2 separate regions of the Mus musculus genome follow, and region 1 is linked to region 2. A link is a loop called in an ENCODE intact Hi-C map of the cell type or tissue named here. Cell type or tissue: left cerebral cortex. All regions are shown on one strand. Each heading gives the region's core, and the rest is flanking DNA. Links, peaks and the distances in the headings are about the cores only. Region 1 has its middle 35 kb from the start of Gm38542. Region 2 has its middle 170 kb from the start of Gm36288.

Evidence for each region. Hi-C counts contacts between places; a loop is a spot of excess contacts. Peaks named below come from ENCODE experiments on the same cell type or tissue, not always from the same donor. Only the 100,000 strongest peaks of a DNase experiment are listed, where the experiment ranks them.
Region 1: it touches region 2 in a loop (2.5-fold over the local background); 2 of 42 quality-filtered maps call a loop at or near these places.

What each region holds. Positions count from the first base shown.
Region 1 is chr3:78,893,311-78,909,853 of GRCm38, forward strand. No RefSeq gene overlaps it. Among named protein-coding and RNA genes, the nearest start is that of Gm38542, 35 kb to the right of the region's middle. In left cerebral cortex, for the core only: no CTCF peak of the experiment used is centred there; DNase peaks (open chromatin) are centred at 6,289 and 8,630.
Region 2 is chr3:78,573,897-78,590,439 of GRCm38, forward strand. No RefSeq gene overlaps it. Among named protein-coding and RNA genes, the nearest start is that of Gm36288, 170 kb to the left of the region's middle. In left cerebral cortex, for the core only: a CTCF peak has its summit at 8,231 (motif pointing left); a DNase peak (open chromatin) is centred at 8,216.

The DNA of each region.
Region 1 (16,543 bases), core at 4,741-8,740, 320 kb after region 2:
TAGATCCTTTAGTTAGACTAAACACTGTAACTACAAAACCACAACCTGTCTGAGGTCCTGGGTATAAAAGAATGGGCTTAGAGAGGAATTTAGGGGAGAGTTCTTCAGGAACTTTTAGCACAATAGAGAAGAATCTGGCCTCTCAGAGTCCACTGGAGAGAAAAGGGTGGAACACGGGACAAAAAAGGAGTAACAGTGGAGGGGGATTAAGTATATGGGCAATGGGCCAAAGAATTTTGTAAAATGTTGTGGCCATTGAGAAATCCCAAGGTGGTGAGATAGCTCAAATAAGTCTGTAGAACATTTCTGAAATTTGTTTTAAGACTGTTGGCTGTGTGACATAATCTCTCCCCTGTGGTCCACCCAACTTTCATTAAATGTTCTGTGAAAAGGGAGAGGAAAAGATAGAGAGAGCTATGGTTTAATAGAATCAGTAGGCTACAGTTACCATGTGGTATTTGACACAACCCAACACAATAGGCTCACGTCTTGCTAAGACCAAAGCCAAGTCAGCACAGGTGAGATATAAAAGGGTGGGAAAGACGGATGACCTGCAGCAGGTAAGTCCCTTTGAAAGCAACACTCTCCTCTAACAAAAGAGGGTTTTATTCAAGGGGCCCAGGTGAGTTCATATAGGGGTTGGCCATTTCTAAGTGTGTTGACCTAAGGGTCCATTCCTGAGCATGTTCAATCTAAGGTCGTGGAGCCCACATTTGAAAGATGAAAGTAAAAACCAGGAATGCACACTCAATTTGCAACATGAAGTTTGAGCTGAAACAAAAGGAAAAGCCACCATGATGAGTTGTTCTTAACAAGTCTTCCTCTGAAGATGCTGCTCTACTTCGTGGCTAATCGTGACCAAACCTTATGCTATGAGGACTTCATCCTCAAGCTGGCACCTGAGCTGAGTGTTTAAAGATCCGTTCCATATCATATATCTTTGACAAGGATATTATGTATGGTGTGGGATGTTAAAGAACAATTCAGTCCCATGGTCATGAGCCTATTTGTCTCCTTCATTGTAAAACGGATCCTTCAGTCTGAGGTGATATAATACAAGCTACATGTTGGCGGATCACTGTATAAGTTCTCAGATGGCGAGGTCCTACAAACAAGAGAAATCAAGTCCACGTTTTGAAGCTTACACAGCTCCAGCATCATCTTGGCACTGTAATGGTTTGGTTTCAACGTGAAACCTTTAAATGACCAGCTAAAATTTTCTCCACTTTTCTGTTTTTCAAGAACCAAATGGTTCTTACAGAAACTTTTACAACATGGCTTGTAGGAGTGTAAACTAGTCCAGTCACTATGAAAATCAGTATGGTGATTCCTCAAAATATTAAAACTACTGTATGATCCAGGTATAACATAAGTGTGATCAAAGTCAACGTATAATAGAGAAACTTACACATTGCAGCTTATGGGGTACTATTCACAGTGCCCACGTCAGGAAAAGCCTAGCTGTCCATCAAAGAATAAAGAAAAGGTGGCATGTAATAAGGAATTATTCAGCAATAAATAAAAATGGTGTTGTGCCATTTGGAGGAACTGAAACTCATTGTGTTACGTGAAATAAACCAGACTTAACAAATAGTCACGGTTTTCTCTCATCTGTGGAATTGGGCATTGGAGGGGTAAATAGATGTAAAAGCATGTGGGACTATGAGGAGTATAGACAAGGAAAGAGGAGAGAAGGGATAAAAAAGGGTAATAGAGCAGGTGAATGTGAGCAAAGACATTGTGAGCATGGACAAACATGCTGTGATACTCATCACTTTGGACGATTAATCTATACAAGTCTGAAAGAAAAAAGAGTTCCTCGTTCTTTGGTCTTCTCTTCCTAAATTCATCTCGAATGTGCCTGCCTTTGGGGATTCAAATGTTTTAGTCTACCTACCTCATCCCCCTAGCCTAGAAGAAAACAGGCTGCCTTCAGCCAATGTTTTGGGATTCCTCAGAAAGGGAGAGAAGAGTGGTTACTTGGGGCTCCGTTTTTCTACTTCCTCCCTCACGGTGTCCAGGCGCTGCTGCACACCGAACAGAGAAGGATGAAGTGGTGTGGAGCAAGCAGAACCATGCCACCAGACAGAAGAACTGGTGAGGTCGAAGCAGATTCAAAAGCCCCAGTCAATCTTGCAATTGAAAACAGTAGGCATTAGAATCAGCTCCTGGCCAGACTACCTGTCCTGAAACGGTAACCATGGCACCCCACTAAAAGGACCATGACAACCGGTCATAGTATAAACACCTAGAGTTCTCTGTGCTAATGAGGTATTTAGATAGGCCCCGAGTGTTCAGCCAATGAGCTTCCTTTCCTGGGCATGCCTGCAAAAAGTATCTAATCGCTATTTCACCCTGAGTAGTATGTGTGCATTCTCATCTGCCATGAATAAAACACTTTGGATAAGCAAGGACCGACTCATCTCAGTCTCCTCATGTTGAGGGTCGGGGGAGGCCTTCGTTGTAAAGAGCTGTGTCTAGATCTCCCAGAGAAGGCCTCTCTCCCAGCCCCTCTGTACTTTGGCACTCACTCAGAGGCAAACAGTATTCTACCTCTTCCTTGGTTCAGCACTGGCCTGTGGACCCTCATTCCCAACTTCTCACAGTCCCCAGTGGCAACGGGGTACACAGAAGGATAGGAACCACCGTTCTCAACTCTTTGTGTTTCCCAGCCAGTGTCTAGGAGATTGAGAACCACACTACCCATCCCAGATCTGTTTCTCATCCGAAAGAACACGGACTGGGACCCTTATAGTAGATTACATTCTGCCTTCCCTAAGTGAACTTCCGGCAGTGTCCTAGTCCCCAGTGGTGAGGCAGACACACAGCCTAATATCCCTGCATTTTGCCTTCCCTGGGGGACATGTGGGCATCCCAATATCCCAGTGGTGAGGCAGAAACTGAGGCCAACACAGCGGAACCGAGTTCCAAGGTTCATGTCTTCCCTTGGTGTGTCTGGACTCCGGTACACACCAGGTGAGGAAGCACAGAGTCCCTCTGGAGATTTTTGTGTTACAGTTCTTCATTGCTAAAACTCTTTTAGACAATGTTCAATGAAATGGCTCTCTCAGGGGGGCTCTTCCAGTGCCTAACAAATATAGAGGTGGATGCTCTCAGCCAACCATTGGACTGAGCACAGGGTCCCCAATGAAAGAGCTAGAGAAAGGACCCAAAGAGCTGAAGGGGTATGCAGCCCCATAGGAGGAACAACAATATAAACCACCATCCAAAGAGTACACATGGAGGGACCCATGGCTCCAGCTGCATATATAGCAGAGGATGCCCTTGTCAGTCATCAATAGGAGGAGAGGCCCTTGGTTCTGTGAAGGCTCTATGCCTCAATGTAGGGTAGTGGATGGGTTAGTGAGCAGGGGGAGGGGGAAGAGATAGGGGGTTTTCAGAGGGGAAACCAGGAAAGGGGATAGATAACATTTGAAATATAAATAAAGAAAATATCTAATGAAAAAAAAAAAAGACAAGACTCTCTCGGATGGTATTTAACAAAACAGCTTCTGTACATACACTTTATTCAGGGTGAACCGAGGGTTGGGTAGTTTGGGGAAGGGGGTAGGAATATCCAGGGTAGGAAAAGGTCATTGGCTGAAGGCTTAGGCACTGAGATGCCTTACTAAGAAGGGGATGGCATTCCAGGAATCTCGGGTGCTTGCTGAACAGTTTTCTTATTGGGAGAAAAGAAGCTGAAAAGACGTTAGTTCTACTAATTGCCCCTGGCACCAAGTCCCTTATGAGCCCCATCAATTGGGCTGAAAGGTTCTGTCTTAGTCAGGGTTTCTATTCCTGCATAAAACATCATGACCAAGAAGCAAGTTGGGGAGAAAAGGATTTATTCAGCTTACACCTCCAAACTGCTGTTCATAACTACAGGAAGTCAGGACTGGAACTCAAGCAGGTCAGGAAGCAAGAGCTGATGCAGAAGCCATGGAGGGATGTTCTTAACTGGCTTGCCTCCCCTGGCTTGCTCAGCCTGCTCTCTTATAGAACCCAGGACTACCAGCCCAGGGATGGCACCACCCACAAGGGGCCCTTCCCACTTGATTACTAATTGAGAAAATGCCCCACAGCTGGATCTCATGGAGGCACTTCTCCAAATGAAGCTCCTTTGTTGATGCTAATTCCAGCCTATGTCAAGTTGACATACAAAACCAGCCAGTACAATTGACCCCTTGTCAACTTGACACACAAACACATCACTATTAAGCCTCAACCCTTACTTTCTTATTCATCCCCAAGATCTAAATAACTTTAAAAGTCCCACAGTCTGCAAACCCTTATATACTAAAATTTCAATCCCTTTAAAATATCCAGATCTCTTTTAAAATCCAAAATCTTTTTACAATTACAAGTCTCTTAACTGTGGGTTCCACTAAAATACTCTTTTTCCTTAAAGAGGGGGAAATATCAGGGCATAGTCACAATCAAAAGCAAAATCAGGTTCCAACAGTCCAATGTCTGGGATCCAACTCAAGATCTTCCGGGCTCATCTAAGGGCTTGGGGTCACTTCTTCAGCCCTGCCCTTTGTGGCACACACCTTGTATTCTAGGCTCTAGCTGCCTGTACTCCACTGCTGCTGCTGTTCTTGGTGGTCATCTCATGGTACTGGCATCTCCAAAACACGGCTGGCATCCGCTGTAACTAGGCTTCACCAATAGCCTCTCATGGGCTCTCTTCATGGTGCCAAGCCTCAACTTCTTTGCATGACCCCTTCAGTCCTGGGCCATCAATTGCAACTGAGGCTGCACCTTCACCAATGGCCTTCCATGGCCTCTCACAGTGCAGAGCCTCAGCTGCTCTCCATGACCCCTTAGTGCCCTCAAAACCAGTACCTCCTGGGTGACTCTTATACATTACCAAGTCCCACTGCAACACAAGGTACAACCTTGGCTATCTCTGGAATACAGCCTCTTTGTGCTTTCAGGAAACACTTTCCAGAAGATTTCACCTCAATGATGCTGGTCTTTTCTTAATCACTGCTAATTTCTTAGCTCCAGCTAACTAGCATCAATAGTCCCAGTAATGCAAAAGTTTCACTCTAGTAGTTCTGGTATCTTGTTAATCACAGCTCATTCTTCACTCCCAGCTAACCAGAACTACAGAATCTTCACAATCAAAATAGCAATGGCCCTGATAACAGTCTTTCATCTTCCCTCTGAAATTACATAAGCCAGGTCTCCATCTTCTGCACCGTTCTCAAAATTATCTTCCAAGCTCCTACACAACATCCGACAGAGCTCTTAACACCGAATGGATCTTCTACCCCAAAGTTCCAAAGTCCTTCCACAGTCCTCCCCAAAACACGGTCAGTTTATCACAGGAAGGCCCCACTATGCTGGTACCAATTTCTGTATTAATCAGGGTTCTCTAGAGTCACAGAACCTACGGGTAGTCTCTATATAGTAAAGGAATTTATTGATGACTTAGAGTCTGCAGTCCAACTCCCAACAATGGTCAGTAGCAACTGTGAATGGAAGTCCAAGGGTCTAGCAGTTGTTCAGTCCCACATGGCAAGCAGGCGAAGAAGAGAAAGCGTTCCTTCTTCCAATGTCTTTATGTAGTCTCCAGCAGAAGGTATAGCCCAGATTAAAGGTGTATGCCATCACATCTTTAATCCCATATGACCTTGAACTTGGAGATCTCCCTGTCTTAATCTTCTGGAATCCATGGCCACTATGCCTCAAGATCTCCATACCAAAATCCAGGTCAGAAACTTCTATCTCCCAGCCTCCAGATTAGGGTTACTGGTGAGCCTTCCAATTCTGGATTGTAATTCATTCCAGATATAGGCAAGTTGACAACCAGGAATAGCCACTACAGGTTCTTTAACTTATACCCTTTATTACTGCAACTATGGTTACAGTCGGATCTGGGGTGTCCACACCCCGACCATGACAACACACTGATGCTATTGGAAAGTAGAACTTCTCTTAAGAAGTAAAGCCTAGAGTGAAGTCTTTAAGTTATGTGAGGACATGTTCTCAAAGGAGCTAACTGGGACCCAACTCCTACTGTCCTTTTGCCGAAACCTTTAGGTGAGTGATTTTGTCATGTGTTTCCTGCTGTGCAGGCCCAAAACAATATGGGACAGTCTTGTCTGGGCTGAAACCCCTGAAGCAAAGGAAAGTGTCTTCTTTGTAAGTTGATTGGCTCATGTATTTGTTATAGTGCAGAGAGCTGACTAACACAAGCATCAACTCCTCTGCTTGAAATAGCAACAAGCTGAGAGAGATCAGATGTCTGCGAAGCTTTGGGGAGGGATGGAAGTGTTATGGTCAGCACCGCACCATCCAGCAAAATAAAATAAAAACCATAGCAACACTCTCATGAATTCTTGACTTCCTCTTTAGAGCTAGGATTTCCCCCAAGCCAGTCCCCAGCCACCTCCTAATTACTGTTTTAGTCACAAAGGTATTTTGGTCCTTTTTCTCATTCTTAGGCTTCCCAAGCCTTCTTCTAAAGCCTGTTTCTTATAGCCAAATGTCTCATCTATTCCAAAGGGGGGAGAGGGGGAGAATCCGCCACATTCTCAGGATTCAGTAGAGTCTAGTGTCCGCTGGGATTTAAATTACAAATTGCTTCCATTATATATACAGAGCAGTCGGGTACAATAGACTCTTAAGGGGCTTTCTGTCTCTAAAGGTTTCCACTCTCTGTTAAGACTTTCCATACCCGTGGGAAGGTTGAACAATAGCCATATCTAAACCATGTGACTTCCCTCAACCTCCCTCACAGTTGACAGGTCCTCAAGGGAATCCCTGATCCAAGTTGGAACAATCTGATTTCCTGTCCCAGGAACATGAATCAGGAGCTTGACACTAGAGTCTGCAATTAGAATCACGTTATGGCTTGCATCTGAACTCCTGCCACATGGGTCCCTGGCGGTGTGTCTTCCAACCTCCCCAGCACTAGAATGTCCGACTCTTCTCCGTACTCAGACAATACTCAACTCCTTTCACTGCTGAAGCTAGGAAGCTCCAGTACATTTTACTTAAAACGTCCATAGTGAAGAGAGACTTTGGGAGACGTCACAAAGAAAGCCATGCAGATTCTCAGGGCAGGACACTTAACAACTTCTTCATAATGCCCAGGTTAGTGTGTGTCCTCTGACCAAGGAGCTAGCCAGCCATGGTTGCCAGAAAATGAAACAACTGTTAATTCTCTTATATCTGGATGGATTCATTTTATATGGCAATCCAGGGAACACTGAATAGGAAAATCACAGACACGAAGGCTTGAAGTTACTTTAAGGGCACCAGCAATGAATTCCAGGACTAGGTCATCATTGCAGAACAGCTGTGGATGGATCCTAGATCCTAGAACTCCTACACAACCATAATCTGGATTAAGAAGTTGGGGTAGCTGTCTCTTGTGAGACTATGCCGGGGCCTAGCAAACACAGAAGTGGATGCTCACAGTCAGCTATTGGATGGATCACAGGGCTCCCAATGGAGGAGCTAGAGAAAGTACCCAAGGAGCTAAAGAGATCTGCAACCCTATAGGTGGAACAACAATATGAACTACCCAGTACCCCCCAGAGCTCGTGTCTCTAGCTGCATATGTATCAGAAGATGGCCTAGTCGGCCATCAGTGGTAAGAGAGGCCCATTGGTCCTGTAAACTTTATCTGCCTCAGTACAAGGCCAAGAAGTGGGAGTGGGTGGGTGGGGGGAGCGTGGGGGGTACTTTTGGGTTAGCATTGGAAATGTAAATGAAATAAATACCTAATTAAAAAAAAAAAGAAGTTGGGGTAGAAGGTTGCCTAAAAGTTGTTTTCCATATATATATATATCCCATTTCCCAGATGCTGCCATTTCCAGGAATAACAATGGCGTGCTGCTGCCTGACAGATGTGACCTATTGCAGAGGAAGCCAGCTGTGTGAAGAGGCTGCTTCCTCTGCCATTCCCCCCTCCCGCGCTCTTGAACTCCAAAGTGAAACGCATAAATAATGTGGTCTTAACATTTAAAGACACACTCTTCTTCTGACTCCAGAAGGTGATGAGCAGTCTACCCGCTTGGCTTTCCTTTTATTATTTGCACTAAAAATTAAATCTAAAGTGGAAAGCCCCCTGCCTCTATTCTGCAGCTTGGTGAAAACAGGATAAAATACAGCTGCAGATTCTCTCAGCCCAGCCATGGCGTCTTCCTCCCTCCTTATCAGCACTTCTACACTCCGCTCCGAAGAGTCCACTTCTCTTCTTTATCTCTATAGGAATCAGAAGGCAATAGTTCAAATTGCAGAGAGGCTCCAGGATTAAAGATCGTCTTCCATTTTGTAGCCAAGAAGCCTTTGTTTTGTTTTATTTCTTTAATGAGAGACTGGACAAAGCAAAGCGGTTGGGGGGAGCTGGAATCACAGCACTACTTAAGCTGTGATATCTAATTTCAAACTTTGCCCTTAACAGCTCATTACGTCAGCTGTCATCTCTTTTTTTTCTACTGAAAATTGATCCCATTGTTCTTGTCCCAGTGAAAAGGCCCAATCTCAGGCATTTCAATTGGCCTCAGCTCAAGAAGAAAAGATCCTTTTTTTAAAGTGAAAATCATGACTTTTTGCCAATTCAAATCACATTACTCATTTTTCCCTTCCAGGCCAGGTAAGACCGCCAGGCTCTGCCCTCTTCGGGGCTCATGAACACTGCTGAGAAGCCTGGCAGCCTGCCAGTTCACTGACAATGTGCCAGCCAGTGTGACCTGTGAGTTGATGGGGAGACCTCAGAAACCTACTCAGACAGGTCTGCAGTCATCCACAGCATTCAGAGCCCTCCTTCCCAGTTCCATGCAGTGTCCCAAAGGGGTGCGTTGGCAATTGACTGGATCTTTGGCATCATTACCAGCCATTAAAGAGAAACTCTGCTATTTTATCAGCAGCCTGCAAGCAGAAGCAGATGCAATCTTATTTGTAAAATGAGGCATTCAGAAGGGTTCAAAGGAGACCAGTGTAGCTGGAGCACTGTTCCTAGAGGTCTGTGGAAGTAGAGTTGCATAGCTGGCACACAGGGGCTGCAGAGATTCCTTCTTTTCCTCCAATAATGACCCCTGCCCCTAGTCAAGCCCCATGTCTCATTAGTGTCCAGGCAAACCCTTGGGTTCCAGTACGAACTTCTATATTCTTAGCAGGTAAAGGAGCAAGGACTCAAAGAAGGAAAAAAAAGGTCATTTCAGTTAGTATCAATGCAGACATGCAGTAGGAAGGCTAATGATGGGGAAAATACAGTGGGGTTTGCTGTTGTATTCTTTCATACCCTTGTAATTGTGAAACTAATTCCAAATAAAATGTTATCTACAACAGCATCATAGTCAAAGCATGTCATAAACGGAACTAGTTGTGCATGCCTTACAATTCCAGCATTCAGAAACTTAAGGAAGGAAGACTAGTCTTGAATGGGAAGCCAGCCTGAGTTACACACACACATACACAGAGAGAGAGAGAGAGACAGAGAGAGACAGAGACAGAGACAGAGACAGAGACAGAGACAGAGACAGAGAGACACAGAAAGGTAATGAACTTTGAAGTCACCAAAATCTAACAATGTTGATATTTGTAGAGGTCAGGAGATCACTGCAGAAAAAATAGAATATGAAATATTCAAAGGCTGAACTAATGGGAAAAATCCCCCTAGCATTAATGCATATAAGTAGATTAGAGGTTTTACTATACAAATGTATTCCCTTCCTTGGTTTATGAGTCAAGCTTGAACACAACAGTCACAGAGAAATTGTCACTGTGTTCTGTCTGCAAGTCTTGAGGCTTATCCATATATTTCCAAACACTTTCTGTGTCAGTCAGAAAGAGCCTTCAGAGAGTCCTCAATCTTTGCATTAGCATCGGGCAAACACAACCTAGGGATGAGTTCAAACACAGTAAGGATAAAACATGGCCTTGAGACAGATTAAAACGAGCCAAGTCTTTGCAACATCAGACTGAGGTGGCAAAGTTTAATCAATAATGATAATGAGTTCCTTATCAAGAAAATTATTCACAAAGATGAAGGAGGAGGGGGAGCTGTCACTAAGTGAAGGGGAAAAGAGCTCTGTGTCTAGCTGGTGGTACATAACAGATTACCCAGATGGAATCTATAGCGCTTCCTTGGGAGACACAAAGAGACGAAGATTAGCATCACAATTGTTAAATTAAATAGGAAAGAAAGCCCTTGCCTTTCTTTCTCCCCATACAATATGACTCTGGCATGGGTGAAATATTTTTCTCAATATTCAAAGTTCTTTCAGTTCTTCAAAACTCACTTTTATATCACTAATCCTTTCTGAAGATTTTTGCCAACTAAATAAATCTAGGCAACGCAGCACAGGTGCACAAGAGAGAGGCTGGCCATTTTTCAAACTGCAAACGACCCCTTTGGGACATGATAGGATTTGTTGCTTCCCATAGCAGAACTCAGGGTAGAGTCTTTTGGGAAAATGTTTTCAAATAGGAAATATTTGAGACAATTTGGGAGTTCATTTTTAGTCTGCCCCTGGGATAAATATGTCCTAAAATTCAAAAGCTCCGGCCCCCAAGTAGCGTGCATGTAGAAGAAATCTACACACTTTTGTAATTCTTCTCTTAGCCGTACCAGAGATACAATGGATAAAATAATAATTTTATTGTCATATTAAATTCATTAACTAGATTAAGTAACTGCCATCCAAAAGGAAACAAAGTGCCCAGTCAGACGGAATGGGCCATCCAGAAACCCATGGCTTCTACAGGAGCTCAGCATAAACAGCACACTTTTAGAGGCTGGGTTTGAATTGGACTCCACTGCCTCCTGGTTGTACGAGCTTGGGCGAGCTACCAAGCACCTCTGCCTTGGCTTTCTTAAGTGTCAAAAGCAGCAGCAAATGCCTGGCTTGGATCCTGAAGGGTCCAGTGCTCATGTGTTGAAGGCTCAGCCTACCAAGTAAACAGAAAAGCAAACTTGAGGTTTATTCTGGACCCACAGTTTAAGGGTTCAGCCCATCATGGTTGGGAAGTCATGGCCAAGGTAGTTGGCCACATTGTACCCACAAGCAGGAAGCAGAGTGTTATAAATATTTGTACTCAGCTCTCATTATCTTTGTTGTATTCACTCCAGAACACTAGCAATGTATAGATCTCCCTACATGAGTTAAATTAATCTAGATGACCCTTTACAGGCATATCCCGAGGTTAACCTAGTCTACATCGTTCCTCACAGGCTTGTCCAGAGGCTGCTCTACTGTCTGATTTTAGATCCCATTAGTCAACAATCTTAGTCAACACAGACCTGAGCCCTCTACTCTCCCCGTTTTGCCCCTTGACTATGAAGTTAACAAATCTGCTGCTCTCCACAATCCCAATATGATACCTCTCCACAGGCCAAACAATGGAGCCATCTGATCATGGCCTGAACATCCAAAACCATAAACCAGAACAAAACCTTTCTCTGTTGATCATCCTGGGTGTTTCTTTGTAGTGATGGAAAACTAATGATAGCTCAATGAATTATAAGATTCATTAATCTAAATTATGTAAGGCTCCTAGAATCAGGTTCAGCATATGGCAGTACATAATTATTAGCCATGATTAGAAGAGTCTTAAATTAAACCCTTTCTAATTTGAATAATTAGATGAGGTTATTAAAGACACTCCCAATTTAGCTGTTTTTAGCGCCACGAAGAACTGGTTTCAAGTTCTTCCTCCATCTTTAATCCTTTCCAATCTGAAACAACATCAGTCAATAAGAAGCTTCCTCTCAGAGGCCTGACTGGGGCCGAGATATCGTAATGTGAAGTCACCGGCACACAGTTCACATGAGAGGAAAGCCTGATTTGGATCATTCTGGTAGCAGTTTAAATGATGTGAAGTACTGACTCTTTTCTACAGGGGGGGGGGGCAAAGAACATGAAGGTAAAACAGAAGTTGGAATAACCCTAAGTATTTGTCAAGAACAGCCAGTTGGGAGGTGTTGTCAGGAAGAATGGCAGAAGAGCCTGGAAAGAAGCAAGCTTAAGCAGAGAATTCAAAGGTGCAGTCTGAGATGTGTCTGCTTGAAAATTCTGATTCACTATCTGAGTACAGAATTTGGTCGACAGTTGGATATGTCAGTCCAAAACATCAAGGCAGGGGCTGGGGTCAAAATATAAATTGAAGAGATCAATATTTAACATTCTTCCAATATTCCATGAGAGACAGCTCAAAAAGAAAAGAGAGTAAAGGACTAGGCACTGACACAATCCATCCAAATTTTAGAGATCCAGCAGAAAGTTGCACAAAGAAACTGAAAGATACAAGCAAGGAAGTAGACAATACACCAAGAGTGTGGTGTCATGGAAACCAGACCAAGACTGCTTCCAGAAGCAGCTATATTCTGGCTTTGGGGATTAGGCCAGGGGTCTGTCTTCAATACAAAAATAACATTGTTCTTCATCCTAATTTGAAACTTCCTATCTTCTACGTAATTCAAACTCTATTTCAGAAGTGAATGAGACCTGTAATCACAGGAGGAGAAAGAGGAAGGGAGAGAAGGAAGGAAAACCATGTGGCTGTATGTAACCAGTCTCCCTTTTGTATGCCAAGGATAGACTATCATCCCACTAAGGAAGGTTTTGTAATTAGTACCAATGCAAAAAACATTTATGGAAGCCAGCCTAGCAGCCCAAAGCCACTGTGGGATAGGACTAATGTAAAGAAGAAGTAATAACATGAACCCCAAATCTCCCTGCTGCTGCTGCAGCAGCAGCTTTCAGATCCATTTCGGAGTTGAGGGCAGCCAGTAGCTTCGAAGATTTGTTTGAATCAGGCTGAGCTAAAACAACCTGTCTAGTTTGCATTTCCAGTGTGATATTTCCTTGGGAAATCAAATTTGCTTAGAAATATAAAGGCTGGATGGCATTTGGCATCTGAGGAAGTGGCTTGCAGGGGCAGGACATTGAGGCACATGTAATCTACTGCAGATGTCAGAGCCCCAAAGACTGGGTTAGTGATGGCTGTTCATTCCTGGCTCCCCGAGTTTGTCTACCGTCCCTGAAGTGTGACCCCTGATATGATCTGCTTTGTCGTATAACTGTGTTTTCACCTGAAAACCTATCCCAAGTCCCTGGTTCTGTCGAACTGAAAGAGAGTTAGCAGACTGTGTAGGTACACCACTGTCCATGGCATTAATGTCACTGTCCATCAAGGCATTGACCACATTTACTTAGCATGGGTATTGCACCTACATTCATGTTTATTGGCCATTCCTCCCAAGATCCTCAGGGGTAGGGGCTCCCTGCCGTCTGCAAGGTTCAGTAAGGTGGAACAACTTGCTGGGAGCTTTACAATGCGAAGAGAGGCTGTGCCAGAGCTCCCTGGTGCTGTCTAGCCCGAGAGACATAGAGTTCCATTTTGAACAATCCATCAACAGAAGGCCGTGGAGCTGAACATGAGCCAGGAAGTTCATACTGCAACTAAAGGAACAAATTCAGCCACCACCACCACCCATTTCCAATATATTTCCCAAGCTGATCTCTCCCTATACATAAGGCTATGGATACAGTGCAAAGAATACATGGGGCAGTGCCCAGTAACCGAGGGAGAATGAGAACCCCCTGCCCCACCCTGACATTCTCAACACCACCCTGCACCTCAGAGAGCAAAGCCATGTGAGCGTGTTTCTTCCTCTTGTCAAACAAGAGCTCAGTCTATTTAAATGTCCCTCATCACCCCACCCCCACAATCACACACTCTGTAGCCAATACCACATCATGTCTCTAATTTAGATTGTTTATATCCCTGTATCTTTGAAAACCCTCATCAATTTGGTTTTCTTCTCACTTAATTTCTCCTGCTCCGCACATATGGCAAGCTGTGCTTCTTGAAGTATTGTTTTCCCCAGGACACATTTTATTCCCTTAGCTCTTGAATAGTACCAATAGGATTTATTATCAAGCAAGTGCATCTTGGACTCATTCAAGTAGGATTAGAACCAATCCAGCTTAATAGCAAGTCTGTCTCGCAAGGCAGCCCTAGTTTAATAGCAGGAGCTGGGAGACAAAGAGTTCCAGTCCTCGTTTCAGTGCTCCCTGGCTATGTGATCCTGAATCACCGAACATCTCTGAGCCACAGCTGGCTGGCTCAGCAACAGATCAGGATAACAGTAACATATCTCATGGTATAGCCATGGTATACAGAGAACATGTCACAGGTGACGTACTCAACAAGGGGAAGGAAATACTGTTTTAACAGATTCCTTATATGTCATGAATTTCAGTTTCCTGTAAAAGCCAAATTAAAATGTGACCTAAGAGGATCAGCCAGAGTGACAAATGTAAACTGCCTCTTGTTTTGATGACCGCTCTTCAATGGCGATGACTGCGGCAGACTGTTTTATAAGCATTTGTCTCTTCTGACAGGAGCATTCCAGGGACCCTCCACAGCATCACATGAGAAAACTAAGGCCCCTTCTCAATTATCTAAGATGACACATTGTCATAATCTATTCTCAAGACTGTCTCCTTTCTCACCTCACTAGAACGCCATGGTTTTTTGAGTTCCTTAAAGAAATGCCTTTGAAGTGAGAGCTCAGGAAAGTGAGCAGCCAATGTGCTGAATGGATAATAGAGTAACAATGGACAGTTAATTGATATGTACCACGCACCAAGCACTGTTCTCTAGATTTACATATATTAAGTTCTTTAATTAAAAGATCATAGCATCTGCAGTGCTGGTCATAGCTCTGTCCCTGCTGGCAACCACAGTCCGTAGACAGGTGACTACGGAGCATGTGACCTGTGGTTCTCATTCAAGATGAAGATTTGGACCAGAGCCCTAGAACATAAGCATCGATGCCCCTCGCTCTGCGTGGTCTGCCTCCAGCATCTTATCCTGAGGGAAGAGTTCTCTCCCAGGAGATACGTTGTATTTGCAAAGCCACAGGAAAAGGAGTTTACATCTTGGAGAAAGTGAGAGGGAGCAGGTCTGCCTGAGGCCAAATCACCAAAGCAAAAGGCTCAGATTGGTTGTGATACTTCCCAGTGTACCTCCATCTTGGCCCTGCAGACCCATTCCCATCCCTTCAACTGCACCCACATACACACACACACACACACACACACACACACACACACACACACACCAAAGAAATCAATCATGCACACTCTCACATGCACACAGGGAGAGAAGTATGGTTCTGACTCCTTGTGGCATAAATTTTGGATCAGCTTCATTAGGCTAACCATCTGGGTCATTTCAATTCTGTTTCTAGCCCTGACATAATTACAGCCTCAAAATCAGCCATTCTCCACCTCCATCCCTTCCCACCCCAGCTGCACCAGCAGGAAAGTCTGCAGAGAATACAATTCATGCTTAGGGAACATCACATGGTCTCTGTTGCTGAGAGCATAAGAAAGCCTATCCTGCTGAGGACTATGAATCCCTTCAAACTGCATCTCCTTCCTGCCTCCATCTCTGCTGTCTCTGAACTCTCTGTGGTGACTAAGCTCATAATTGGGACAGAATCCAACAGATAAAATATGACTCTGTAATTCCATCTGCATCCATCCAAATTGTACTGGAACGGCTGCTGGGCCTTTGGCCTCCTGCTAACAGCTTACTTTTATTTATGCTGAAGGAAACGATGATGGCTTGGGTTAATATAGTCAATTGCAGGCCCTAATAATTCCCAAGCTTACAAAGGGTAAGTGGCTAATGTATATAGAAATACAGTTATTGGAAGAGACTGTCTATTAAAGTCCTTGAATTGCTGAGTTTTTTTTAACTGTGGGATCTAAATGGTTGCAGGAAATAGAGGGAAAGCCTATGGATTCATCAGCCAATCGATTTACCCCATGTAAAAGTTGTCTTTAAAGACTAAAAAAGAAAAGGCACTAACATTATAAATAAAAAGTCTGTTTTATTGATTTTGTTTGCTGAGCTGATCTCTTAAATATCTCTGCCTCCTCCTTATGTCTAATTTATTTATTCATCGGGCAACATTTATAATGTTTACCACCATCCACTAAAATATGAAACTGTCAGCAAACTAACCACAATCCCTGCCCTCATGGAGCTCATGGCCAACTAGAGGCATGGTGCAGAAAGGTTCTCTATAGCAACCATGCAAAAAGAGAAGTGCAAGGTACCAAGACAGTGCATAGAGCAATGGGGTCATCCCAGTGACTCCTAAAGTGAGTCATCAGAAACACATAAAGAAACACTTACCAAGTTAAAAGTCAGCCCAAGAGTCATGGGTAGGAGGAAGCCTATATTCCAGGCAGGGAAAGTATGAATGAGCAATACCCATGAGGCTGCAGAGATCAAGTCTCCTTCTAAGCAGTAGAGGCACTATTCTACAGCTGAGTTTTGCAGTATAAAGGAGCCAAAAGTGGGAACGTGGCTAGATCAGTAAGGAGCCGACCACAGTCTTTACCCCAAAATTTAAGTCCACTTTCCTAAAGCAAAGAAGGCCCATATATAGGCTTCACTGGTAGAAAAATTATTCTTTGAGCTATGTGAAAGAAGAAAATTGGCTAGCCGGGCGTGGTGGCACACGCCTTTAATCCCAGCACTTGGGAGGCAGAGGCAGGCTGTT
Region 2 (16,543 bases), core at 5,766-9,765:
CCTTAGGAAAATCTGCTATATCCATAGATTAATGTCTTGCTCCAACTTCTGTCTTTGATAGGGTTTTCACTGCTGTGAAGAAAACCATGACAACTGAATCTCTTATGAAGTAAAACATTTCATTCAGCCTGACTTACAGGTTCAGAGGCTTTCTCCATTATCATTATGGTGGGAAGTATGGCAGTGTCTAGGCAAGCATGGTGCTGGAGGAGTTAAGGCTTCTACATCTTGTAAAGGCCAACAGAAAAAGACTGTCTCATAGGCAGCTAGGAAGAGGATCTCAAAGCCCACACTCACAGTGACACACTTCCTCAAACAAGGCCACACCTACTCCAACAAGACCACACCTCCTAATAGTGCCACTCCCTGGGACAAATATACTCAAGCCACCACAGTCTTTCTAAGAAAGTCAAACACTAACCCAAGAAAGTATCACTAACAGGACTGATTAAACACATGCTAAACAAATAAAACAATAATAAACATTCCCAAATAGATGAGAGAAAAGAGCACAAGGCCTCAATCCTACATAAAGAACTACAGGTCACTAAGGAATACTGAGAGTTGAAGAAATAGTCCTCCCCAGGAATAACCCAGTTGGTTATTCAATACTGAATATCCATCCTTAAAAACATACATACAAGTAACAATTTATAGATGGAACAGGGTGTATTTATATATTTAGAAATATATATGTATATACATATGTAACAACAACTAGTGAAACAAGAGGCCATGAATTTGGTAGCAAAGAAATTTATATGGAAGGGTTCAGAAGGAGGAAAGGGAAGGAGAAAATGATACAATTAGAAGCTCAAAAAATAAAAGAAATACACAATTTATCTCCCACGTGTAAAGCTTCAATTTTGGAAGATACAAAAGTTATGCTGCATAGCAAGTAAACTGTCCATAACACTATTAAATATTATATTAAGAACAAAGCAATTATTTAAGAGCTAGTATGGCCAGGTATCATATTAAATACATCACTTGCATTAGCCCAGTTAAGCTTCATGAGGCTTCAATTGCTTCTGTGCCAGTTTTTCAGAGAACACGGGGGTTGCCTGTGCAGCTTAGGAACTTGCACAAAGTCACTGAGCTGTGCAATGACCGGGCTGTAATTTGGCTCAAAGTCCAAGAGAATCTCAGACTCAGGTTGTTATCTGCTATGTGATGTGCTTCTCAGCAGTTTTCCTAAGTAACAGAAGTAAATGCACTTCGAGAATTGATGTTTCCTACTTTATTTAATGGAAAGAAGTGTCTGAACTAGATTTAATTATCACTTTTCCATCTAACAATTTATGTGATAACTCTGATATATGTCTTTGGGACTGCATTACAAATATGTCTTTAAAATAATTTCCCTAAACATATATCTCCTAGACATTTATAATGTATTTGAAAATTAAGATATTGATTCAATTCAGGTAACTTTATGATCACCTTGCTTCGTGGAATTACAATTTTAGGGTGCATAGATTATTCTTCCTCCAGAGGGCAAAGTCTTCTGGCTACACACAAATCCTAGCTGATTCCTTTTATAGCTTTAAGATTCTATATTCTGCAATATTTAGGGTTTCTTTTTTTTAAGTAGTATTTTAAAAATATATTCCCATGCTCCCCTTTATTTCTCAAGCATTTGTTATAACCATTTAATCAAAATATATACTATAGCATTATGCTCAATTTAGATTGATTGAGTCAAATTTTTGAGTGAGTATGTGATCAATTTACAAACATAACTACAATGAAGAGTCTCACAGAAGAGAAGTGAGGTGGAAACCCATGCAATGTTAATCAATAAGTACAGCCTGCTTGTTACAGCAGGTGTTTGAGAAATAAGAACTTTTTCCAAAAAGGAGAAAAGCCTTTTTTTCTTTTTCTTTTCTAATTATGGCAAGCAAGGCATGGAGATAATCACAGAGGCTGTGACAAGTGACAAGAGGCCTTGTTTACTCAGTATGCCATCTGCCACTTCCTCCTCCCTAGAGTCCTCTCACTGATTTCCCTTCTCAGTGAAAGTCCCCACCTGCACATGCACACAATCTCCCCCAAACACCTCCTTTTGTTTTCCTCTTCCCGAGAAAGTATGTGAAAGGTTGGAGCAATCAATCTTATCTCTCCTCAGCAGAAGACCAGGCCTCTCTGCTGCAGATCTGTGTGATTTGCTTGTTTTCTGATAAATTTTGTGGCTTTCCAGGGCCTCTGCCAGGCATCTTACGTTTAAAATCATTGGAATGATCAATTCTAATAGAGTGTTCTAAAGTTGCAGTAAAGGTCCCTTTAGCATTTACTTAAACACAGCCCTCCCAGTGTGGATGCTCACTGTTAAGCCCTGTGAGGAAGAGGAAGAAGACAGATAGCTTCACACTGTATACAAGCACAGAAGGCCACCCTTCAAATAAAGAACTGTTCCAAGCCTATGTCACCTCTTCTGTATGTATTGAATCAAAATCTAAATTATAAGAAGGCCTGTTTTAGGCACTATTTAAGATGGGGGAGGAGAGAGAGAGAGAAGATAAACTCTGTTGCCTTTTAAAACTATTACTCTTTGAGAATTTCATACATGAATAAAATATATTTTGGACATTTTAAAATTTTGATTCCATGTTTGTAACTCTATTTTTTTTTCAGTACTTTCCTACTCCTGGATATTGTGGGATGCCATTATTATTTTTATTAATCATTCCATTTATTTACATCTCATTCCTGGTTACCCCCTCCAGCAACCCCCCACCCCACATCTACCCTCCCCCCTCCCCTTTGCCTGTATGAGAGTGCTCTCTCACCCACCCACACTCTCCTACCCCACCGTTCCAGCATCCCCTATGCTGGAGCATCAAACTTCCCCAGGACCAGGGCCTCCTCTCCCTCTGTTGTCAGGCAAGGCCATCCTCTGCTATAAATGTATCTGGAGCCATGGATTCCTCCAGGTACAATCCTTGATTGGTGGTCTAGACTCTGGGAGAACTGAGTGGTCAGACCAGCCTGTGTTGTTTTTCCAATGGGGTTGCAATCCCCCTCTGCTTCTCCAGTCCTTCGGCCATCTCCCCCATGAGGTTCCCTGAGTTCAGTCTGATGGTTGGCTCCAAGCCAGACCTTCCTAGGAACAGTGACACTAGGTTCCTGTCAGCAAGCACCTCTTGACCACGGCAACATTTTGGGTTTGGTGTCTGCAGACATGATAGATCCCTAGGTGAGGCAGTCACTGGTTGACTCTTCCTTCTGTCTCTGTTCCATTTTTTGTCCCTGTTCTTTTTTTGGACAGAAATATTTCTGGGTTAAAAACTTTGTGGTGCGTAGGTGGGTAGCCTTATCACTTGACAAGAGGCAATGCCTATGTACTGGAGGTGGTCTCAGCAGGTTCTACCTCCCTCTTGACATTTTAACCTTCACTGTTCCTCATCCATGTACTTCTGGATACTCCATGCCATCCTCTCAAATTCATGTCCTCTTTCTTTTTTTTTTAACTCATTGGGTCCAATTAGTGATATCATCTATACATAGTTATGAAGCCATCCACTGATGCTTGGTCAACCTGGCATGGGCCATATCCAAAAAAAAAAAAAAAAACCTGACACTCCTGCTAGTAGCCATCTACTATCACTTGCTCTTCTGCTAAGAGTGAGCCCCTCCCAAACCCATGCTGAAATGTTGCATGGTTTGATCTTATACAGGTCTTATTTCAGTAGCCATAGCTGCTGTGAGGTCATGAACACAGTCCAGGAATTGTTTCACCCAGTCTTTCCCAATTTCTTCAATCTTCCCTCTCCCTCCCCTGCTGAGATGTTCCCTGAGACTTGGAGGTAGCAGATGTGGCATTTTTTTGTTTTTTCATTTGTTTGTTATTTTATTTATTTACATTTCAAATATCGTCCCCCTTCCTGGTCTCCCCTCCACAAACTCCCCAATACCATCCCCTCCCCTTTTCCTCTATGAGGGTGCTCTCCCCATCCCCATTTCCACCTGACCACTCTAGCATCCCTTACAGTGGGGTATAAAGCCTCCACAGAACCAAGGGCCTCCCTTCCCATTGATGCCAGAAAAGGCAATGCAGATGTAGTTTTGGTGGGTTTTGGTTGGTTGGTTGGTTGGTTGGATTTTGGGGGGGAGGATGAATTGAATGTTTTCTTTATTTACATTTCAAATGGTTACCCCTTTCCAGATCTCCCCTTCAGAAACCCCCTATCCCATCCCCCCCCCCGGCTTCTATGAGGGTGCTCCTCCATTCCTGTCCTCCCACCCTGGCATTCCCCTACACTGGGGCATCAATATTGAGACAAAGTGTGGAGCAGAGACTGATGGAAAGGCCACCCAGAGACTATCCCACCTGGGGATCCATCTCTTATGGAGCAGATGTAGTTTTGATGTTCCACTTATGATTTATTCTCTGTACCATTGACAAGTTTTGACTACCATGCACTACACAAAGGAAATTCTTTAATGAGTGAGAGTAGCATTAATCTATGAGTATAAAAACACAGATTCAGCTTCCAGTTTCTGTCTGAGACAGGAGATGATCCTGTACCACAGCACCCTATACACAAATAACACCAAGAGAGAGGTGGCCTTCCAGGAGTGCAGACAAGCCTGTGAGCACAGGTAAGATCACCAATTCTGCTCACAGGGACCTTCCCAGAGCCCTCAGGACACAGGAAGCAAGGATCCTGCTCCAGGATTCTTCTGGTTTCTGTCTGCACCCCATACTTGACCATGTGCCACCTTTCCCCATACCGAAATTCCTCCCAGAGAGAACTGGTCTCCCAAGAGTACTGAAACACAAGCATATAGGAAGGACAAGCCACAGTCAGAGACAACAAGATGATCTAACACCAGAGATAACCAGATGGCGAGAGGTAAGAGCAAGAACATAAGAAACAGAAACCAAGGCTACTTGACATCCTCAGAACACAGTTCTACCATGAAAAAAAAAAAAAGGTGTGGATTCCCCACCACAACAGAAAAGCAAGAGTATGATTTAAAAATGCATCTCATGATGATGATAGAGAACTTTAAGAAGGAAATAAATAACTCCCTTAAAGAAAAAATAGGAACACAGGTAAACAGGTAGAAGCTTTTTAAGAGGAAACACAAAAATCCCTTAAAGAATTATAGGAAAACAAAATGAAACAGGTGAAGGAACTGAAAAATAAATCTGGGATCTAAAAATGGAAATAGAAAAAATAAAGAAATAACAAAGAGAGACAACACTGCAGATAGAAAACCTAAGAAAGAGATCAGGAGTCATAGATGCAAACATCACCAACAGAATGCAAAAGATAGAAGAGAGATTCTCAGGTCCAGAAGATACCATAGAAAACATTGACACAACAGTCAAAGAAAATGCAAAATGCAAAAAGATTCTAACCCAAAACATCCAGGAGATCCAGGACAAAATATGAAGACCAAACCTAAGGATAATAGGTATAGAAGAGAGTAAAGATTCCCAACTTAAAGGGCCAGCAAATATCTTCAACAAAATTATAGAAGAAACCTTCCTTAACCTAAAGAAAGAGACGCACATGAACATACAAAAAGCCTACAGAACTCCAAATAGATTGGACCAGAAAAGAAATTCCTCCTGTCACATAATAGTCAAAACACCAAATGCACAAAACAAAGAAAAATATTAAAAGTAGGAAGGGAAAAAGGACAAGTAACATTTAGAAGCAAACCTATAAGGATTATACCAGACATCTCACCAGAGACTATGAAAGCTAGAAGACCCTGGGCAGATGTCCTGCACAAACATCATGACCAAGAGGCAAGTTGGAGAGGAAAGGGTTTATTCAGCTTACACTTCTATACTGCTGTTCATGACCAAAGGAAGTCAGGAATGGAACTCAAGCAGGTCAGAAAGCAGGAGCTGATGCAGAAGCCATGGAGGGATGTTCTTTACTGGCTTGCTTCCCATGGCTTGCTCAGCCTGCTCTCTTATAGAACCAAGACTACCAGCCCAGAGATAGTCCCACCCAAAAGGGCTTGACCCCTTGACCATTAATTGAGAAAATGCCTTACAGTTGTATCTCATGGAGGCATTTCCTCAACGGAAGCTCCTTTTTCTGTGATAACTCCAAGTGTGTCAAGTTGACACACAAAACCAGCTAGTACAGTTTGCAAAAGTAATACAAAATTTGGGTGATGTTTTCTCATCCCTGTGTAATGTATACCATAGAGTCGCCATCCTCTATCAACACTGGCTGATCTATCTCATATCGAAAGACTATTCAACAAGTTGAAATGCATCATTGCATGAGGTTTAGATTCATAAAGCCTTCTGAAAAGCTGGTGCATTGGCTCCCATTTCAAAGCAAACAATGCTTCTTAAATGCTAAATGTATTTTCCCTTTTCCAGATGGGTCAGTTTATTTGGTCTTGCTTATTTTACCTGGCAAGAAATGGGGGACTATTTGAAAGATGCCATTATACTGTAGTTTAAAACAAGATTGGAAGTATGAAGCACACTGGTTCTTCTACAACTTGCCCCAAAATACACAGTTTACAAATATAGTTACATCACAGATATGTATACACTTATATGCAAATTTGCATATTTACATATGCTAATTCAGATAAAGGGATACATTTTTACAAGTTAGGTAATATTGAAGAGTCACAACAGCCTGAGCAATGCACTGAAAGCTGGGCAGTAAAGCAAAGTCTCCGGAGGATCACACTAAATTCTGCATATTCTTGGATTTTTACATTTTTTTCCATCAACCTTTAAAATTTTGCTTCTATGATATACCATTTTTTCTTGATTTTGTGTCATAAAAATCTAAGCAATATAATGACATTCTCTATGTTTCAGAGTAGCTGGAATCTAATAGAAGTTAAATTGAACTTCTACACATCACAGAGATACTAAATAACTCTGTGCTTTGGTAAGTACAGAAGGGATCAGGAGATGATTGAACAGTTGAGAGTCCTTGCTGGCCTTGAAGATCAAGAGTTTATTTCCCAGCATTCACATCAGAAGGTTCACAATAGCTGGAACTTCATCTTCAGGGATTTATCTCCTTCTTCTAGCCTCCATAGGCACAAGCACACACACACACAGAGAGGCACATACCAAAATAAATAAATAAATAAATAAATAAATAAATAAATAAGCATCATTAAAAGCAAAATATTGGCAGAGTATCTAGAATATAAACAAGAAATTCCAAACCTGCATAAATTTACAGCCTTCAAAAGTAGTGGGACATGAGGACTTAAAGACATGGGGACTTACGGTGACTTTAAGACATGGGGAATTACGGTGACTGTAAGAGCTTCCTAAGCTTCACTTATCTTCTGAGTGAAGTAATTAGTAAGACTGGAATGTCTGCAGAGGGAGAGTGTGTTGAGGGGGCAGTATAAGACTTGGAGCATGACAGAAATGTCAGCAACAGTCTCCTTTCAAACCACAGGAATTCACAGCAGGCAGATGTCTGCTGGAAAGGGTCCAAATCGAACAAGTCTAATGATGGGTTCTCAGGTTGAGGGCATGTACACAGAGAAAGGCCATATTTTCTATATTTGGTTCTGGCATTAGAGAAAGCCCTCAAACAGTAAGTCTGAGAAAACTACAGCTTTGTCCTCTACATTCACTGTGCAAAAACTTGCTTGTTCCTGAGGATGTAAGACAATTCATCTAAGCTCATTAAACACAAAAAGAAGCACAGGGGTGTGGTTCAATGATACAGAGCTTGTCTGGCATGCATGAGGCCCAGGGATCCATCTCCTGTGCCACAACACACAGGCACACACACACACACACACACACACACACACACACACACACACTCATTATCCAATCTCATGAATTTTATATTAAAAACAAAAGGAGGAAGTACTGAATAAATGCTATGTGATGATGAAATGTTTTCAAAAGGAAATATTATAACCTAACTAAGTACAAGATAAGTAAATTAAGGAAAGAAAAGATTATGAAAGTGTAATAAAAATCAAAACAAGGAAAGATTAAAACTGCCTAACTAGTAGATAGCTGTGAAAAGAGGATTGATAGGAGTTAGAAAATACTCAATTATTTTTTAAAGCTAGGAAAAGCCTCACTGGAGTTTCATGATTGGAGCTTTTGTTCTTCTATTAACAATGAATTATAAATGGTTCAGTGGTTAAGAGCACTGGCCTTCCTACCAGAGAACACTGATTTGACTCCCAGAACCCACGATATGACTCACAAGCCTCTATAACTCCAGTCCCAGGGATTTGCCACCCTCTATTGGCCTTGTTAGGCATTGAATGTGTGTGATGTTTAGACATGCAAGCAGGCAGGCAAAACACTCATACACATGAAAATATTTTTAATAAAAAAATTAAAACTATAAGGGGTTAGTAAGTAGCCTAAATTATGGATGGGGCTAGTGATAAAACTCAGACTTCCAATTGGTTCATAACTCATCATAAAAAGCATTCTTTTGCCTAATTGGAAATTGTATATGCCCAAATTGTGTGGTACTTGGTTCACTTTAAGGTAACAGTAATGTAACTATTTATAATTCAAGTGTTCTGTTACTTTCTTTATGAGCTCTTTTCCTATAGCCAAGCTAACTCCTTCCCCTGCACTTTCTCCCAGTTCCTCACACTAAGCTCTGAAGATAGCTACAGATTGGGCACATCCATCCCAGGGCGTAGGAACTGCTCTGAATATGAGACTTGCCTCTACGAGTCCCTTTTTTCACATTGACATTACTCTCAAATACCTGTGGACATTTTTTTTTGACATCTAGCAGGATATTTCAAGAATCATCTGACCTAGAACATGAGCTATGTCAGACACTCACAAGTTTTATTTTGGAAAGTCCTTCAAAACAGCTGACAATAATGTAGACTGCCAGACTTGAGTGCCTGCTGACAGGAGAGATGTACCATTTGTATTAAGAGGATGACACAGAGAAAATGAATGGCGATATCAATGATGAGTCCTAAATCAGAAGCCACAAGGACAGGTCTTCTAAACTGAAGGCAATAACTTACAATTGAGTTGTTTCTCAGAGGAGTACCCATGCTGTGTGCCCCATGCTGAGTAGACACAAAAATGTGTTGTCTGGAGGTGGCTAGCAAATCACTGATGGAAGGCCAGTTAAGCTATTAATAGCTGTCTGAGAGGTTTACAGTGATTGGTTGTTCCAGCATGGGTAACAGCAGTGAACACAGTACAGGGGCTCATTAGCACACTGAGTTCCAGCCCTGCCCTACCTCTCTTAAAGCCAGTGCTTTAACAAGCCCCTCAGGTAACTCAGACATCCAAGAAAGTTTAGGAAGCAGTTCTCTGTAGGATACTGGTGGTCCTTTCTTCTTGCAGAAAAGTAGACATTCTCACAATAATCATAAATATGTTGTATAACCCAATCTCTCGTGGAGTAAACATTTGAAGTGTCTACTTGACTACATAGTGTGTGCTCTAAGAGGCCACAGACACCTTGCACTGAAAAAGACAGCTCAGGGTTTATCATTTATAGAATGAAGCATCTAGAATAGAGGAAAGAAGCAAACAAAAATTGAAATGTTGATGGGTGCTTAGTGAATATATAGAAAAATGACTAAAGGTGAGGGCTAGAGAGATGGCTCAGCTGGTAAAGGCAACTACTGAAGTAAAGAAACCTGTATTCTACCTTACACAGTAAAAGGAAAAACCAACTTCTCCAATTTCTCCTCTATCCTCTACACATACACCATTGGACACATGGGTAAGAGAGAGCATGCATACAATTAAGTTAAATGATGTAAAATACTCTTTTCTTAAAAGAACGACTCGAGTTCAGTTTTTCTCACTAAACTGGAGCAAACAGCTACAGATGATGTAATGATTCTTAAAAGCCTATGGGCCATTTCGTTGAAACAAACTCCACCTACACTAGCTCCTATGTTAGTAGGTAGGCTTCCCATGTGCCAGCTTCTCTTGCAACATCACCAAGAAAGAATCAGAGTAAAAATCACAGGAGATTGCTATATTTTGGGCAGGCATTGTGTGAAAGTGTCATTCTAAGACTAGAAAAACAATACAGAAACTAAAGGATTAGCCGCCTCTGGCAATGTGGATGAAACGAAAATGACTTCAGAAAGCTCTTACAAATAGGTAGCTTAACAGCCTGCAGCAACCCCCATGTGCTGAAATTCCCTTTGGCAGAAGCACTTGCCAGATGCAGTCTGAATGGCAGACCCACTAATGCAACAGGCTGTGTGTGCTATAGGCTCTCAGAGGACCCATGAATCTAGAGGCCAAAGAACAGGCAAAGAATTGAAAACACTGGGCCCATTTGTGTTGTATACAAGTTTTATTTTTTTAAATAAAATTGCCTAAACTTTCAGTCAGAAGCCGGTGAATGAGTAATTACTTCAAATAACCACGTATAGGGCTCACGCTCCTTATATTGTTCAACAAGCTGTAGAGGGTTTTACAGAGAGATTTTAGTTTAAAGCTCCACTGTTTTTTTATTTAATCACCTGAGAACACCACTCAAATAGCTCTTTGTTATTTGTTATAAAACAGCAATGACACCTATCAATGAAGATAAGCAAATTCCATATTAGTGAAGCACTGTTTTAAAGTGCTTTATTGGGGTGTGAGGAAAAGTATGTTGGTTCCCTCCCCCGTGGAATTCTCCTCTTGAGGAGATGGAGGCAGGAGGATCAAGAGTTCAAGGTTATCTTCAGCCACATATAGCATATTCAGAGACATCCTGGGTTATATAAAACTCCATCTCAGAAAAGAGGACAAGCACCTGGATAAGTTTCAGTTTCAAGATAAGCATCTTGATTACCTTCTGCCATAAGCTTGTCTACTACCTCCAAAGGTTGCGTCCTATCTTATTTGTATATTATTGGTATGATAAGAAAGACTGCTTAGCACAGAGTCTCTCATCTCATCAAATTTTAAACATATTTTTTTATCGATAGGTATCATGTTGAATAGTGAGCTTCCTGCACAATTGCTTACTTCTCTTGTCTAACCAAAGCAAGTCCTTTGATCACACCTCCCTATCTCTACTGCCCTCTGCTCCTGGAAACCAGCATCGTCCCCCTGCTTTGGTAAGTTGGACTACTTTAGGTTCATTGTGTAGAATTTGTCTCTGTCCATTTCACTTCTGTTATCCCAATGTCCTCTAGGTTCCTCTGTGTTGTTATAAGTGTCGGGATATCTTCCTTTGTCAAGGTAAATAATGACCCACCACATAAATATACCTCATTTCCTCTCCCATCAGTCAAGGGATATTTAGGTTGCTTCTATATCTTGGTTGTTGTGAATAATGCTTCATTAACAAGGGATTGCACATATTTGCTCAAGGTCTTGTTTTACTTCCATTGAACCTTGGAGATAGATGTGTGAATCAAATACTTTGCCTTTTTAAAGTGTTTGGTTAATCTCTATACTATTTCTCATAGTTGTAGAAACAACTGAAGTTCCTACCAATAGCATCCTACTTCCTTCATTAGCACATCTTTACCAACATTTACCTTTTGGTTTCACAAACATAGCCCTCTACCAAGAATGAGTTGATATTTTACCACTGTGTTGTTTGCATCTTCTTGATAATCAGTAGACATTGGGCATCTATTCATAGACCTCCACCACTGCAACATCTTATTTGTAAATATCCATATTCAGCTTTATCCATTTTTATAAGGTTACTTTGACTTTCTGCTATCAGGTTATAGGAGCTCATAGTATGCTTAAATATTAATTCTTTATAATATATAGTACACTGTTTTATTTTCTGTTGAATAACAAAATGACAAAAATCTGGATGGTGAAAAAAAGAAGAAATTTATGAAGCTCACAGTTCTGGAGCTTGAAGAATGTGGCACTGGCCCTGCTGGACTCTAGTGAGGACTTCTTGTAGATGGCATCAAATGGCTAGAGCACATGCAAAAACAGTCATAACAAGGTGAATGAGACAGCCACAAAAGGGTCCAGTAGTCAAGTACTTTCTTTCCTGATAACTCCCTTTCTCAAGAGCTCCCTCACTCCTTAAGAATAGGACTCTGCCCTAACAAAGACATTATAATGCACATGACCTAACCATTTGTCTAGGCTTTAAGACTTAGTTACCAACACTTCCACACCACTGCCCTGAAAGCAAAGCTTCCAACACAAACTTTTAGAGATCATACTCCACCTCCATCCCTACCTTGTATGTGTTTTACAATGATTTTTTCTCACTCTATAAGTGGCCTTTTCACTTTGTTGAGTGTTACCTTTGTGGTGCAGAAACTTTTAGCTCGCCTTCTATTTTTGATTCTTTTGTTCCCTGTGTTTATGATAACACATCCAAAAATAACGACCAGGACCAAAGTCAAGAAAATTTCCCGTTTATTTCTAGTTCTATGGCTTCATGGCTTATATTTCAAACTCTCATGCATGATGTTCAATAGCGCTGGCCTTTCCAGCTGTTTCCAAAGCTATTATTCACTATATTAAAGCCTCTTCACTAGAAGTCCCCAAGTGAATGGACTCTTGGTCATACATACCTATCCCACTCACACAGTGCAATTCTTGTCTCAAGCCAGGAATGTTGCTCAGTGGAAGAGCATTTACTTAGTATGTGCAAAACCCTGGGTTCTGTTCCCTGCACTAAAAGCAAAAATGCTGCCTTGATAAAAGAATATATACAAGATAATTGTGGTTGATAGGTAAATTGTTAATCTGGAACATTTTTAATTTTCATATTCTTGTATTTTTAACCTGTGAACCCTATATGGGCTAGTAAGTGAACTCTCCACAATGAGTAGAATTTTTAAATATGTCTTGGGAGAGAGAAATGAAATAGGAAGCAAAGATGTTATTTTCCACTCTGCAAACAGCTTTGGGAGAAACAGGAAATAATGTGTGGGGTGAGAAGAGGAGAAATGAGCAGCCTATTCAAGGATGAAAAGAAAATAATGGGAAGTCAGCTGTGCTTAAGAAGCAATCTCGGTAATTAGTGGTAAGTATGCATTTATCATGACTAATTACATCCAAAACCCCTGCCTCATCAGAAACCTCCATCCATCCCAGACATGGAACTGCCTCAAAAGACTTCTTCACAAATGTTACTTCTTCAGGAAATGTCTTTCTTAAGGACCCTCATCCTGATGCCATTTGGTATGCCCAAACACTGAACATTCACTGGGACCATTGGATCCCTCACTCCATACATACACTCTTACAAACAATGTGGGAGACACTTATGTAAAGACAACTGAGTCACTGTCCTCACAAAGCTCATGCCACACAGTGTGGGGCAAGGAATGGGAAATAAACAAAGCACAGGTAAGCAGGTAAAACCACTTCAGAATTTTGTAAGTGATAAACCTAAGGAATCCAAGTGATGGATTGATTATATTGTGGGAGTGGGGAACCTAAGATAGATTTTGGGACTCTGGGGAAGGCTCACTCTAAGAAGGTCATGTTTAATCTGGTAGATGGAAAATAAGGAGCCAGATACACAAAAGTGAAAGAAAAAATTCTTCCATTTTTTTTCTAGTGAATATTCTGTGAATATTATCAAGGGAGAGGCCTTGACAGGGTTGTCTGGAGTTGCGTTTCAATAGGGAGGGCATGATGAGTAAAATGAAGAATGCCAAGAGGCTCTGTGGATTTGAACAAATCTTTTCCTTACAAGATTGTGAAGGCTATAATAGTCAGAGGCATTAGACCTCATTCTCCTGACCAGCAACCCATGAATGCAAGGACAGCAGAAACTTGCAGGGATTTTACCAGGTTTCACACACACACACACACACACACACACACACACACAGCACAAGGAGGTGCCCTTCCCTTCCCAAGTAATGTTCCCAAGTCATTTCTATAGTGATACCTGTTTCTATCTCTACAAGGGAACACACGACTCTAAAAATACAAGTTGCTCTAATCTGACTTCTGACAAATTTTCCCTTTAGCATGTCTGAAACAAAAACAAAATAGAAGAATTAAATTTAAAAAATTGTCTGCTGTCAAGATTGTGTGAAATAGTAAATTAATGTATTCCATTATTCCGTTCAAGATCAATTGAATGAATTATTTTCTTCTAGGGAAACATTAAAAAGAGTACATTGTTTATCAATTCATATAAATATGACACAAATTCTAAAACAAAATATTCTTTATATTATTATCATTATACTATGGTGAGGGAAAAAAATGCTGTGGCACTAGATTGGGAAAAAAAAAAAAAAACATTTTCAATGAGTAGAACAGACCAAAACATACAAACAACTTTTCACATTCAACAATAAGAAAACCTGATTAAAACTGAGTCACTGAACAAGAGATTAGATGTTAAAAGGAACATGAAGTTTTAAAAAGTTTTACACACACACAATGAAAGCAAAAGAAGGAGAAGCAAATACACACCTACTAAAATGCCTGGAACCCTGATAATACCAAGAGCTGAAGATATAAGGCAACAAGAACTGCCAATTATTGGTGGTAGAAATAAAAAATGATATCATTTGATGATTTTATACAAAACTACACTGTGCTTCACATATATTCCAGCAACTGTACACTATGACATGTAAACCTGAAATGTAAGCCAAATGTCTCAGTTCTCTGCTATAGTGTGGATATGGTTCAAATATGTTCCCCAGAGTTTTCTGTATTGGAATCTTGATTGCATTGTGAAGATTCTTATAGATATTAGAAATTAAGAAGTAAGGTTAGTATGAGATAATTAAATCACCAAGGCAACTTCCCACAGAAGACATTAATGTACTTCTTGTGGGACCCTGACTAGCTCCCATGAATGAATTGTCCCAGAAAGAGAACTTGCAAATTCCCAGGCTCTATCTTCCTGTCTTTCTGAACCTCCCTTTACCCATGCTACTACCCTAATGTCATCTGTGATGCTAAGATGTAGCCATACATTTGGATCTCCACAAATGTGAGCTAAATGAACCTACAAACAGCCCATCCTCTAGTGTTACATTATAGCAACAGAAAATAGTCTAAAGCATTCTCTTATGGAATTCTATTGTGGAATTAAATTGATATTAAAAAGATCATTATGAGAAAAACATGCACATTTCATAAACATTTATTTATGCTTATGTATTAGAATTCTTAGAAGGAAATAAAGACCCAATTTTGAAATAAGATCAAATCTTTATTCACTGAGGTGTCAAAAGCTATGTACAGTACACTTTCCATTACCATTCAAGAACCTAGTCACCTCACATCAATCCCCACCATTTCTTAACATCACCTTACAGGGTGCCAAGCTTCCAACACGAGTATGTCTGAAGAACCTATCAAACCACAATCCTTGTATTGCAGAGCAGAAAATTACAACTATGTGGCAAGGCAATATGGCTTGGACACACATAAATACTTGTTTAGAATGGTAGTTGGGAAGATAAAACTCCTCCCTTCCTGCACATGTGTGTGACCTACTCACATTTTCCTCAGTCTTCCCCTGTGAATTTTATTTGCTTTTAAGGAAGAACACAGAAGCCAACGTGATTTTATTCCTATTGTTCTTTGAATTTTCATTACAAGATATGGCCACTATGTTGTTATGACTATGGTTCATATTTGCCCAAACTTGGTAGAAACCAAGATATTCTCTAGTAAGTAAATAAATAGATAAACGCTGGTACACAGAGATGGTAAAATAGTATTCAGTGCTGATAATAGCACCATAAATAGAGATGGGGAAGGTGTGTAGTAGTGAGTGCAAGGAGGCAAACTTAGTGGGTTCTATATCCTTGTCAAGCACCCAGACCTATAGAATCCCTGCACCAATAGGAATCCTGATGTAAACTGTAGGCTGTGTTGATGTAGTGTCTGTGTAGTTTATGAACTGAATAGTTTATATCACTGTGGCATGGAATGTGCACGTGAGGAAGATGTGCATGATGTGTGGACAAGGAGGATGTGGGAGCCCTGTAGCTACAGCAAAATTATGCTGCACACCTGAAACAGTTGTGAAAAATAAATCCTACCCAGAGGAATAACCTGTGGTCCTGTAGCACCTAGCTAAATAAGGCATCAGTCGTCAGTGTGCTTCAAGCAAGCAGGTGACATGATCTAATTTATAATTTTGAAAAATCACTACGTAGTATCGATAGTGTGAGATGAAAATGCAGAGCGACAAAACTAAAAGCATGGGGTCCACTTTCCAAAGTTTACACCGGTAGAGGCAGTGAGTAATGGTGACCTGGATGAAAATGATGGCGGGGAAAATGGAGAGTAATTTATATTTGAAGTAAAGATGACAAGACTAGATTGGATGTAGAAGAAAAGGAAAGGAGTAACCAAGCATTCCAAACAGATGGAGTGATCATGTTATTTAGGACATCGGAGAAGAGGGAGGAGGGTGTGAGGATGGCAAGGAGAACTGTGACTAGGCTTAGTAAGCCCCCCTTCCCTAACTGCAGTGCACACAAGATGCATATTAGCAGTACTGTGCTGGCAAATGTTTAATGATGCTCACTAAAGTAGAGTAAAAGTATGTAAATGTTGTTAAAATATAAGTGCTAAACATAGAGTTTACAAACAATTGAATTGTGAGGTACTTTCAATGAAAACCCCACGTAGCTCATCAATTCTTCT